Linked DNA regions of Mus musculus: all the other regions are linked to region 1. A link is a contact called in ENCODE POLR2A ChIA-PET data. All regions are on one chromosome and are shown on one strand. Each heading gives the region's core, a stretch centred on a gene start or an enhancer-like site at or near the end of the contact. The rest is flanking DNA. Distances are from core to core; before and after follow the strand shown.

Region 1 (3,147 bases), core at 447-2,946:
GCTGTCCTTTAGGTCTTCCCCTAGCCACCCTCATCCTCGCATAATCCACCACAGCTTTGGAGGCTCTTGGTCTCCAAGCTGGGCCGCCGCATCCCTCAGCTTCGCCCGGTTCCTTCCTATCTCCAGGCGTCGGGTCCAGGGCTCTAGTTCCTTCATACCACAGCTTCAGCATCCTCGAGTCACCTCCTCCCCCACCACGCCACAATTGTATCCCGACCCTCCCTCCACGCCAGGATCCCAAGACCCGAACCCATCCCTGCCCCCCACCCCCACAAGTCGCCCAGGCTCTCACCTCGGGGGCTCCGCGGCCGCAGCACAAAAGGCGGCGCTGCTGCAGCTCCGCTCCGGATGCTGCTCCCGCCTCCTCCTCCTCCTCCTCCTTCCCTCCTCCCCCCGTTGCCCTCCACCGGACCTGGAGAGCTGTCACCGGCGATGCTCGTGTGGAACTCAGGTGTACGGGTGTCAGCCCCAGCTTTTAGCCCCCACCCCCTACTCGAAGCCCCGTCCCCACTCGACTTGAACTCCCGCTCCTTCCAAAGCCCCCGCCCCTGGCCCCCCGGGACGGACACGCCCTGAGCGGGGGATGCTGCGCTGGAGTCGCCGGCCTCTTAAAGGAGCCTGTGGCTGCCATCCGGCGCGATCCAGGCTCCTTCCTGGAGGTGTTCTACGGCAGTTCCACTTTGGTCCTCATGCGGAATCTGTAGGATCCCCTTGTGACCTGTCTTACAGATTCTTTCCTACACCCCGAGAGCGCAGTCCATCAGTATACACAACGCTCTGGCACTGGTCCCTTGTCATACCGACATCTCCAGCTGGCCTTCCCTCGTCGCTGCTCCATTTTCACCCAATTGGAATCCACCCAGCCGTAGGTCCCTTCCCACTTCTGTGCTCCTGGATGACCGATCGCTCGTTTTCATTACTGATTCCTCTTACCTCTAACCCTATTCCTTTCTAGCAAGACATCTTATCCTAGACCCATTTTAAAAAACACTCTTTGAATCACGTTTTTCGTGGTATCACTTTCTCCTTCTGTCCAAGGTCACAAGATTTCCCATATTTCTTTCACTCTGGTGGTATCAAGGCTTTGGAGAGCCAAAGGTAATCGTTAAGCTCTGCGCGTATATTAGTTCGTTAATTATTCCTGTGCTCTTTCAGGTGAGACTAAACACAGAAGGTCCATCTAATGATTCTCGGGACAGTTAAAAGAGGTTCACTAGGGCTGATCTAAAGAGGCACGAACCCTGTCAGGCTGCGTGGAGTTAGTGAAGAGAGGCGAAGGACAAGCCACAGAAAAGCAACGGGTTTTTTGACACGGAGTGCTGAGAAGCTTACGCTACAGCCTGGGAGACCGGGTCTGAGGAGAACTCCGGACTTATAAAACCCCAGAGCTCTGGGGTGGGGGTGGCCAGGTAAGGCACACCCTCTGGGGCAGCAAAAGGACTTCGGCCAATCACAGCCTTTCCTCAAGGAGAAGGCTACACCTTTCCTCGTCTCCGCCCTCTGGGCCAAGTGACCAATCTGCAAGCGCCTACAGGAAGTCGCTCTCAGTATAGCCAATAAAGCAGCGAAGCCCGCAGCGGCGCCCGAATGACGCGCTGGCGCCTGGGTTCTGTAGTTCTCTCAGGGAGACAGACCTTACCGCCCCGCCCCTGGCCGCCTACACGCAGCTAATACGCATGCTCACAGTGTCGGCTTGGGAGGAGGCGGTGCGCAAGGAGGAAGGCGGGAATGACATTAGGAAAAAAAAAAAACCAAAAAAACAAAAAACCCAACCCACTCGTAGTAGCTTGGGAAGCTTCCGCCGAGGGTCTGCTCCTCCCAGAAGGCGGTGCAGATGCCCGGGCGAGTCTCGCTGAGGGTTGTGGGGCGGGTAGCTCGGATCCATAAGAAGACACAAGGAGCCGAGTGGGCGGGGGACTCCAGATCCCAGCATGCCCCGCGGCGGGCCCTACCGGCCGCGACTCCGGGCTTGGCCCCGGCCCTAGCTCCTCGGCGGTGTACTGGGGTGCGTGGAGGCTGTAGTCACGGTGGCGCCCGCGGGGACGGAGGAGGGAATGAGTGAAGAGGATCAGGGCTCCGGCACTACTACAGGCTGCGGGCTGCCCAGGTGAGCTGCCTCGCTTGGATTCCTGAAGGACGAAAAGTGTGAGGTGGTGAGGAGGGGCGGCGGCGCGGCCCCAGCATGCACCTGGCCTGAGGGTTGTTCCCAGCAAGCACTGGGGTAGTGGGCAGAGGTTCCCGGCATGCACTGGGGCTGTGGCCAACGCCTCCAGCTCTAGTTTGGGGTTGGCTTGATTCCCAGACTGCACTAGAGCCCTGGGCTTTATGCCCCGACGTTCAGTGTATTTGGTGGGTACTGGGTTCCCGAATTGTATTGTGTCGGGGGAAATGCACGTTCAACCAGCACCACGGCACAGGATCCCTCGCCTTAACTGAGAACAGTACATTCTCCACTTGCCTTGGGACCTTGCTTTCCCTCATGCACCTTAACTTTTAACCCAGCCAATGGATGCTATACTGCCTGGGAATTCATGGACCCTATAATGTGGCTAGGTCTAATGTGACAGTGATTTGCCAGGTGGGTGCCGAAAGGGGAAGTGTGATGTTGGTCTGTGCCCCTTCCCAGCATAGAGCAAATGCTGGCCGCCAACCCGGGCAAGACCCCGATCAGCCTTCTTCAGGAGTATGGGACCAGAATAGGAAAGACGCCCGTGTACGACCTTCTCAAAGCCGAGGGCCAAGCCCATCAACCTAATTTCACCTTTCGGGTCACCGTTGGCGACACCAGCTGCACTGGTGAGGAAGGCCTGGGCAGCCTGGCTGGGGTGTGCATTCACAGGGCCCGTGGCTTAATATCATGCGATCACCTCACAGTCCTCTCCTTTAAAGCCAGGGAGGGATGGAGATATTTCAGGGGGAAAGAAGGATTGGAACAGGGCTGTGAGACGGTGGACGGGACCCGAGAGACTCACTGGCGAGAACAGGAAATGTCACAGAGATCTGCTACTTTATCACCCCAGAGGAAGAGTAAATGAGACATTGAACTCCTCGTGGGTATTAGGGGGAGCACATACTCTGCTAGCCTTCATGCCTCACATTGAACACGAAGAACTTAGTATGAGAAATTAAATGGTAGGCTCCAGTTCA
Region 2 (3,147 bases), core at 364-2,863, 200 kb after region 1:
GGGGAAATATACATTCGGCGTTGAGAAAAGGCAGAGATCAACGAGAAACATTCTCCCCCCCCCCACCCCCATCTTGACGGGAGCAGAGCTAGAAAGCTAATGATTTGTTTGGGTGTTAGCCCAGCTCCAGTACCCTATACCCATTTTCTTGTTGGCTCCTCTTAGCCTCAATTCTAAGAGTCCAAATCTTGACATATGTTTGGGTTAATGGCAGGAGATAAGCAGATAAAATGGAGTTAGCTAGGGAGAACTAATTGGAAAATAGATAATAATAATAATAATAGCAACAACAACAATCAAGAGTTCAGGGGGTAGAATAGTTGGGTGGGTAGAGGTGCTTGCCACCAACTCAAGGTTGGGAGAAGAGAACTGATATCCCCAAGCTGTGCTCAGACTTCTGTACACCTATCTTCACACAGACACAGACAGACAGACACACACACACAGAAGTAAAAAAAAAAAAGTTAAAACAGAGTAGTACTCAGAGATGAATAAGAACAAAGTATGGATGGTGTACATGTTTGAAATGAAACTCACTGTATATTAACTTAAAAAAAAAATACACCTCAGTCCAGAGCGGGGAGGCAGCCCTTTTCTCTAGCCCACACATCTGCTTCCTGTGTCAGGTGCAGCTGATGTGTCCAATCAGACATCACCACTAGTCATATGCACACCCCCAAACATCACAAACCCACACCAGGCTGAGACAGTGGGGGAGGAACTTTAAAAGAAATTAAACACTCCATGGAGAAGGAAAGGTGGGCCAGCAATGCAATAGGAAACAGTTTCTTTGTCGGCTTTTTTTTTTTCATCTATGAAAAATCTCTCATTACAGCTACTCCGTGTTTTCTTCAATATAAGTCTTCTTAGGTTAGAGTGAGATCTGTCTCTAAAGTTCTACCCGTTGAGAACCCCAAACCCCTCCTTTCCCACAAAGACAATCTGTAACAGCTGCAGATATTCTTCAGAACTGAAAGTGTATGTGGTCAGATGCTGATGTTCAAATGCATTCTCTCTCTCTCTCCCTCTCTGTGTGTGCGTGTGTGTGTGTGTCCCCTCTCCACTGTAGGGCTCTCAGCGTTTTGGCGTTCCACAAGTTGGAAGTTTTCCCCTCAGGGATTCAGCGTAGTAAAGGCCTTTGGATCTTTGGATTTGGGTAAGAGAGAGAAGGTCTGTGAGGGCAAAGACTTGCCTGGAAAAGATTAAGCAAATATTTCAGTCCCTTCAAGCTTCCATAATCGGATCGAGCTTTACTGAGGAGGCCCCGCAAGAAAGTGAGGACAATGCGGGCTACTCCTCAAGGCCCCCCTTGAAACCAACAAAACCGAAACGTGGGGGAGGCTTCCTTAGTGCGTAAAGTATTAAAACCTAAACGCTCCTACCGTCCTCTTCTACAGTTCTCTCGGATTAGCCTTTCGCAGGCTGAGAAGCGGGCTGACCACCCCCGCGTAAGCCCACCCTCAGTTAGGCCAAGTTTCTTACCCCACGGACGGATCAGCTGTTCCCCTCACCTTTCACCAACAACAAAAACAGCACTCCGACTATAGGAGGGGAGGGGAAGAGTGACGCGAGAGCTTCTGGGGCTTGTGGTTCTTCTATGACTCGACACTGTCTACTTTTCTACCTGTGGAACTACATGTCCCAGGAGGCTGCGCGCGAGGGGCGGGGAAGAGGGCGGGGCGGTGATGGACTCAGCGTGGCATCCCGGGAGATGTAGTTCTTACTCCCGAGGCAGTTCAGGAGGGTGTGTCTTCCAAAGGACTTCACGGCCCATGATTCCTTAAGAAAGGGCAGGCTGATCTAGTGGAGGCTGCTGGTTCGTAGCATGCTTAGTGGGAGAGTTGACGGCTTTAACGCGTTCTGCACAGCTCTTTTCGGTGGGGCGGAACGCTTCCAGCACAGCCTTCTTGTTCGCTTTTACAAGATAGGCTGTAGTGTTATATCTACTTACAAAAGAAAAAACTTGTCTAAGGAATCCTCTAGGGTCAGGGCTATGAAACTGTAGAACTCTGCCAGGCCTCTCCCAAGCTACGAGCTACAGCCACCATGTTGTGGGTGGGGAAACTCACAGGGGTGGTAGTGGTTATTTATTTTTAGCTTGTTCTGACTTCAGGGTTGACAGAGCTTGTAAAAGTCTCAAAGCTTACTGTTTGGTTCCAGCTTGAGAAGATTTCCATGCCAAGGGGTCCGATAACACACACACACACACACACACACACACACACACACACACACACATACCACACCTGCACGTGCTCCCCCTGGAGTGGCTTCTGGGGCTAGGATTAGGGGACATAGCTTGAAATGGTGGCTAGGCTGTGGAATGAAAAGCATGCGGTTGAAGAGAGAGCTTGGCAGGACTGCCACAGCTCACAACAAGCTACTTAGAGAGGCTTGTTTGCCCAAGCCTTTTAACTGGCTTAAATTAATTAGAGCAACAATACAATTGTTGCTATAGGGTTGTTTTTTGTTTGTTTGTTTGTTTTGTTTTGTTTTGATAGGCGAAAGAGTCACACTGTTCCCACACCGCAGTCACTTAAGGACTTGAACCGTCCTCATCGTTGTGGGTGGCCTCCAACCCTGGAAGAGTTCAACCCCCCCCCCCTTTCTCAATATTAAAGGATTAAGTGAGATGTAATGCTACACACCTATAACCCTAGCAATTGAAGAGGCAGAGGCAGGGAGATCCTGGAGATTTCGATTCTGACTCAGGCTACACAGGAGACCCTGTCTCACAAATAAATAGTTATGCCGGAAAGACAGCTGTCCTCTCCTGGTTGGGTCCATTCTAATTATCTGTGGCAGTAGGTTCTGGCGGCGCCTCTTCTTTTACTTTTTTTTTTTTTTTGGTAGTTTTTTTTTTTTTTTTCCTTTTAAGATTGAATAGGGTATTTGATGCTGTCCTTGGGTGCCTTTCATTTGAAGATCTCCAAGCATTAAGTCACTGGGCTGCACAAACATTAAGATGACATGTCTGTGTCATTAGTCAGGATTTATGAGTTAGGGCACAAGCTGCTGGATGGGGAGATAGTTCAAGGTCCTGGGTTAGCTACGAGTGAAGCCTGTCCAAAGACTCAAGTCTCAAATGTTTATTTTGTCTGCATTCAGAATGAAAGCTTGTAAAAATCTCAGTCTCAAATAGAGCTA
Region 3 (3,147 bases), core at 456-2,955, 190 kb before region 1:
TGGAGAATTTGCTTACATAAGCAGGACAGAATTTGCTGCTGGAGCTTGGGTGATGAAGCTGAATAGAGGGCCATCAAAATACTGAAAGTGGCCCTGTGGTGCATGCAGAGGCCAGCCTGGTCTACTTAGCAAGTTCTAGAATAGCCAGGGCTATACAGAGAAAACCCTATGTCCAAAAACAAAATGTACAGAGTGAGAGGCAAACATCCCTATGAGGTAAAGGCCAGCTGAGTCTTTACTTTTGAGTTTCAGCTAGCCAGTGCTACAAAACAATACCCTGGCAGTTAAAGTGTTCACACTGGAGAAAGGAAAGGTAGTGATAGGGCTATGCTGATGTTTTTAATCCTTCCACTGCCTTTGAATCCTGGATGATTTTAGAAACCATTGCCCTTCCCACCAAGGCTGCTACACTTTGGCAATGGCAGCAGCAGATTCAATGGGGTTTGCTACTCATATGGTTTGTTGCAACAACTACACCTTTAAAAGTTTCTGGGAGGGGGGGGGGTGCTGGTGAGATGGCTCAGTGGGTAAGAGCACTGACTGCTCTTCCGAAGGTCCAAAGTTCAAATCCCAGCAACCACCCATAATGAGATCTGATGCCCTCTTCTGGTGCGTCTGAAGACAGCTACAGTGTACTTCCATGTAATAAATAAATAAATAAATAAATAAATAAAAGTGTGTGTGCACCACCAATATCTGGCTGATATTGTTAAAAAAAAAAAAAAAAGTTGCTGGGAAGCACACAGACCCTTCCTATCCAACACACAATGGTGGGGCTAGACAGACACTCAGCAGTTATGAGCACTAGGTTGCTCTTTCAAAGGACCTAGGTTTGGTTTGCCTGCATATATACTGAGACATAAAAATAAATGTAGTTGGTTGGCAGTTGTTCCTTTTTGGCACTTGCACTTTATCCTTTAAAGCGCGTTAGTGGTACTGTCAGAACACAGGTTCCCTGCTGTCCTGTCGCGGGCTTGTCCCAACAACGCGCAGTAGCTTATACCGCTTTACAATCTTGTGGTTGTGTCGTGAGTCCGAGAGTTTCGAGTCCCTTGAAGGCCCAAGCCATGTTTGCTAACTAATTTTATAACTACCTTCCTCTACTACCCATTCTGTATTTCCTTCACCTTCAGCCAGCACCTCAGCAGGTCTTGGCTCTTTTCCTGGAGGATTGACCCATACCTTCATTCCTGATGGGTCTGTGTCCTTTGTCATCCTGCTTGGATTAGGCTGTTGTAGTTTCCCATTGACTTTAATCACAGGACATGGTAGTACTAAGAGACGCCCTAAGGGATCTCCTACACTCCAGACATAATCTTGCTTACCACCATTGTGAAGAGGTAATCCAATTTCCCCATGGTAATCTGGATCTATCACCCCTCCTAACACTGTTATTCCATTTTTAGCCTGTTGGTTTAAGGGCATTAGAAGCCCAAAATGACCAAGGGGAAGTCTGAGCTTCCAGTTCAATGGAATGTTTGTTGTAGCTCCTGGTAGGAGCACTCCCCTCTCTGGAGCCAAAACTTCTAGGCCAGCAGAACCTAGAGTTATGGGGACAGGAAGCCAAAATTACCGTGCTAGCTTTAGTGTACTCTGAGAAAAGAAAAACTTGCGTTCTCTAATTAAGCTTGAGATCCGAAAAGCGGGTCCGAAACACAGGATCATAGAGACGACGGGCGCAGAGCGTATCCCCTGGCGGCACCACGGAGGTAACGCGGAGGGCGGCTAGAGCGTCACTCGCCCAGGCGGCTTCCTCTTCGGCAGTCCTCCTTCCCAACATGGCGCAGTCGATTAACATCACGGAGCTGAATCTGCCACAACTGGAAATGCTCAAGAACCAGCTGGACCAGGTGAGGACCTGTCCCAGCACCTTCCTCGCGCTTCATATCCTCCGACCGACCGCCCGCCCGGTCGGGGAGGCTTCCTTTCCCAGGGAAACCCCTATCCGGTCCCGGGTCCCGCCCCCTCAGCCTGGGCCCCGCTTTCTTGAGCTGACCCCTTGTTTTTTCCCGGCTTCTGTAGGAAGTGGAGTTTTTGTCCACGTCCATTGCTCAGCTCAAGGTGGTCCAGACCAAGTACGTGGAAGCCAAGGACTGTCTGAACGTGCTGAACAAGAGCAACGAGGGTATGGGCTAGGCGGGTGAGGGCGCCTGGGGATGCCGGCTTCTCCTTCGCTTTTTCCTAGTTCCAGTTTTCGTTAAAGAAAACTGTTTGTTACTTAGTGTGTGTGTAGCCACAGGAGCCCCCGCATGTTGCCTACAGAAAACTAAAATGTACAAGACATTTCCTCAGTTGCTGTGTTCTTTTCACTGTCTGTGAACACTGAGCCCTGTTGGGAGCTTCCCCTAACGTCTTCGCGTGGGAGCCGCTAGCCTTCCCCAGCTGTTTGTCTTTATTACTTTCACAGGAAAAGAATTACTGGTCCCACTGACGAGTTCTGTATCCTTTCCACGGGAAATGCTACCTTACATTCTTCCACAGTCTTTCCCAAAAGCGGGGAGAGTTTTGATTTTAAGAACAGTCGAACACTTAACGTAGCTCACTTGTCTAACGTTGCACCAGTGTCCATGTAATACTTTGTATCAGAGTTCGGTGAAGAATTGAAATGTTGTGTTTCTCTTTGTTTAGAGATGTCAATATGGAGACAAAGCTGGCATTTGGCTAAAGCCAGTAGAAAAAATGTTAGGATATTGAAATTGGGAACTTGCCTCTTTTTTCAATTTCACCTTAATTGCCGCTCATCTCTAATAGTGAAAGGTAGATTGTTTCCTCCTGTTGAAATGACCTGTTGTCATTTCCACCAGGAAATGACAGTCGAAAGAGAAACCTAAGAATAGCAAAGTGGTGAAGACTGTTTTAAGTAACAATAGAGCCGGCAAGGTGACGACGCAGAGCGTAAAACCCACACATACACACTGAGCTAACTTTCTGATACTAATGGGGTGGAAGGAGAAGACCAACTCCCAGAAGTTGTCCTCCGACCTTCGTGCTCCATGGCATGCACACTTGTGAAAACACACACACAGACCAAATACATGTAAGTTTAAAAGTAGTAATAATTTGTAACTAGAGAGATGGCTCAGCAGTTAAGAGCACTTGCTCTCAGTGAGAACCCAATTGGGTTCCGAACATCTACATGGTGTAGGT
Region 4 (3,147 bases), core at 484-2,983, 170 kb before region 1:
AGGCTAGCCTCAATTTTGCAATGTAGCCAAGAATAGCCACGTGCTTTTGCTCCTCCTGCCTAGTGTGAGATTACAGACATGTACCAATCATACCTAGTTTTACATGGTGCTAGTTACTGATCTTAGGGCTTCCTGCATGCCAGGCAAGCACTCTGCCAACTGAGCTATACCCCAAGTCCTGTATGTAAAATTTGGATAAAAGGCTATTTGACAACAACTCACAAAGTAACAAGCAAACTCATGAACCCAGGAACATAATTGCCAGGGATTCGTTTTTTTTTTGTTTGTTTGTTTTTTCAAGACAGGGTTTCTCTGTGTAGCCCTGGCTGTCCTGGAACTCACTCTGTAGACCAGGCTGGCCTCGAACTCAGAAATCCGCCCGCCTCTGCCTCCGGAGTGCTGGGATTAAAGGCGTGAGCCACCACGCCCGGCACCAGGGATTCTTTTTACAGATAATGGCAATGATAATAATGGGGATGGCAAACACATCAAGGGATTAATGTGCCAGGAAATGCTTCTATGTGCTTTGTATCTATTTAGTCACCATGGTTTAAAGGGGTTTGGCTTTAGGACAGAGTAATTATGTAACTTTTCCAAACGTACAGTTAAAAAAAAAAAAGATAGCACAGCTTTAATTCTTACATGTCCTACATATTAACGAATCAATTCAACCTTTTCCTAACTTTCCTGAGCTTCAGATAAAAGCAAATGAGGTCGGTGCTGAGAGCAGGTTTGTAAAATCAAGCCAAGCTATTAGGGATAAATGAGGTTTCTGGTACACCCTTGAGTTTTACAATAAAAATGGATCACCTAATATGATTTGTGGTAATATGAAGACACAGACTGCAATAAGCAGCCATTCAAGAGCTGCCCAAAGCAGGCTCGGTAGACCATGGCCTATTTAAGCCACTGTTTGCTATGCCTCACCAAACATTGATGCATCTCTTCCACACTTGCTCACGGTGATGGATGAAGGCAGTTCTTGTACCATGGTCCAGCCTCCCTGGGGCTTTTAGGGGATCCTTGGTCAGGTGTAGGACAGGAAGATTGATCCACTATACCTCAGAAGAGAGGGAGGCAGTCAGTCTCTTCCCCAAATCTTAACAGAACTCCTTGCCATCTCCAACCTATGGCATAAGAGATTCCACGGCCCCATTTCCCATACCCACAAATGTAACACTTGTGGGACAGAAAATTTTCAGTCCTCATCTGCAAACCACAATCGTTTTTCACAGGGTTGACACTAGAGAAGACCTGATGGACGGCATCCATCATCTTCTCTACCCCTCCTAGAACCTCCTCACATGCCTTGGCATGCCTAACTGGGTAACACAGGCCCTAAAATATATTTCGTTCTCTCCAGTCTCCTGTGGGAGTCATGCCGTTCCCAATCACTTGTGAGCGAGCCCCGCCGCGTCGCCTCTATTCCCACTTTCCGCATCCCCACCGCAGCGTTCCCACCCGGACCACCTGGCCCCGAAAGTCGGGAGGCGGGCTCTCATAGCTGTTGCCGGTCACCAGCTCGTTATTGTGCTCATACAGGGTGACTTGACCTCTAGGCGGCGGCGGGGGGAACAACCCCAGGGAGCACATCTTGCCAGTCCGGAGAGCGTCTGGAATCGACAGGCTCCCGGCTGGTGACGACTGCGCTCCCCGGAATCTTAGTTCCCGGGCTAGATTCGTGTGAGGACGGGTAGCCGTACAGGACAAACGACTGCGCGAAGCTGAACGGAAGTGCAAGGAAGAAAGTTCCGAGTCGGGTTTCGGGACGGACTTCCGGGACTTCCTGGCGCGCCCCCTTGCGTACGGAGCGGGCACGACGCTGACACGTCCGAGGACCGACCTGTGGCGTAAGGAGCGCCGCGGTTTGGTTTTGGTTTGTTTCCTGTAAGACTACTGTTTTTTCCAACTCTGAATCCCCAGCAGCGTCTCCCACTCACTTACTTAGTACGGAAAAAGCCCAAAATAAGCCAGGTTTAGGAAAGTACCTAATTAAACTCTCCAACCCCCGTAAATATCCTTGAGGAATATACAGACGATGTCATCCTACCAGTGAGCTTTCCCCGCCCCCCCACCTCCAAAAAAAAAACAAAAAAGACTTTAGAGGACAGTCAGAACGGACTTCACAGGGTAAGGCGTCCTGAAAGAGAGAGACGGACACTGGAAGGACAGTAACTTTTCCCGAGTATATCACTAACAAACGCTTCTATAATCCTTACAATAACCCCAAAAGTGCACCGTTGAACTACCAGTAGCAAAATGACACAGATTGGACCAAAATACACACAAACCAGACATTGGTGGGGCATATTGGCCCAAGGCTGTAATGCCTACAGGATGTGGACAAGAATAAAAGGTTAGTGTAGACTGCGTAGCAAGCCCCTGCCTCCAAATACCGTTGACTCCGATCTGTAATCCCAGCATTGGGAGGTACAGGCAGGAGGATCACTGAATGTCCACTCCATAGTTCTCTTCCAACTTGAGATACATACCACCCTGACTTTGTCTTATTTAGGCTTTGTTGTTTGTTTGTTTGTTTGTTTTAAGATTTGTTTTATTTATATGAGTACACTCTCATGGTTTTCAGACACACCAGAAGAGGGTATCTGATTCCATTACAGATGGTTGTGAGCCACCATGTGGTTGCTGGGAATTGAACTCAGGACTTCTAGAAGAGCAGTCAGTGCTCTTAACTGCTGAGCCATCTCTCCAGCCCTAGGCTTTATTTTGAGGCAGGGTATGGCTATGTTGCTCTGGCTAGCACGGAACTTGCTATGTAGACATGACTGACCTTGAATTCATAGAGATTCATACCTCTATCTCCCAAGAGTGCTGAGATTAAAGATCTACCACCATGCTCTCCTGAGACCTTTTCTGAAACTGAAGGGGTTGGGGGGGGGGCTAGAACTACAGAGAGATGTTTAGATGGTTTAATTCTAACTTAATTCAATTGTGAGCTCAAAATCTGAATAGACAAATGGGAGGGAAGTGTGGGATGGTGAGACTCACAGGAACGGTATTAGCCTTTCCCTGCTATTGCTATCTCTCTGCTTCCTGGCCATTATGAATAAGCAAACTCTTCCACCTGCTCCTGAATCTATGATGCTCTGCCTCACCTGACACCCAAAGAAATGGACTCACCTAGCC

What was found. ChIA-PET counts read pairs that join two places held with the same protein, here RNA polymerase II (POLR2A).
Region 2: POLR2A ChIA-PET joins it to region 1 with 19 read pairs in Patski. The contact joins the promoter of Calcoco1 here to the promoter of Tarbp2 in region 1. POLR2A ChIA-PET finds 5 or more read pairs at or near these places in 2 of 5 experiments (Patski and embryonic stem cell).
Region 3: POLR2A ChIA-PET joins it to region 1 with 12 read pairs in Patski. The contact joins the promoter of Pfdn5 here to the promoter of Tarbp2 in region 1. POLR2A ChIA-PET finds 5 or more read pairs at or near these places in 3 of 5 experiments (Patski and embryonic stem cell).
Region 4: POLR2A ChIA-PET joins it to region 1 with 21 read pairs in embryonic stem cell. The contact joins the promoter of Aaas here to the promoter of Tarbp2 in region 1. POLR2A ChIA-PET finds 5 or more read pairs at or near these places in 4 of 5 experiments (Patski and embryonic stem cell).

Annotation. Positions count from the first base shown.
Region 1 is chr15:102,516,496-102,519,642 of GRCm38, forward strand. It overlaps Tarbp2 (TARBP2, RISC loading complex RNA binding subunit), which reads left to right and starts at 1,697. Exons shown (of 9, transcript NM_009319.3): 1 at 1,697-2,107; 2 at 2,627-2,796. The coding sequence starts at 2,055. It overlaps Map3k12 (mitogen-activated protein kinase kinase kinase 12), which reads right to left and starts at 509. Exons shown (of 16, transcript NM_001163643.1): 1 at 293-509.
Region 2 is chr15:102,720,565-102,723,711 of GRCm38, forward strand. Calcoco1 (calcium binding and coiled coil domain 1) reads right to left here and starts at 1,614. Exons shown (of 15, transcript NM_026192.3): 1 at 1,483-1,614.
Region 3 is chr15:102,324,411-102,327,557 of GRCm38, forward strand. It overlaps Pfdn5 (prefoldin 5), which reads left to right and starts at 1,706. Exons shown (of 6, transcript NM_027044.3): 1 at 1,706-1,850; 2 at 2,023-2,125; 3 at 2,408-2,439. The coding sequence starts at 1,779.
Region 4 is chr15:102,349,026-102,352,172 of GRCm38, forward strand. Aaas (achalasia, adrenocortical insufficiency, alacrimia) reads right to left here and starts at 1,734. Exons shown (of 16, transcript NM_153416.2): 1 at 1,471-1,734; 2 at 928-1,055. The coding sequence starts at 1,593. Gm36246 (predicted gene, 36246) reads left to right here and starts at 1,802. Exons shown (of 3, transcript NR_155425.1): 1 at 1,802-1,887.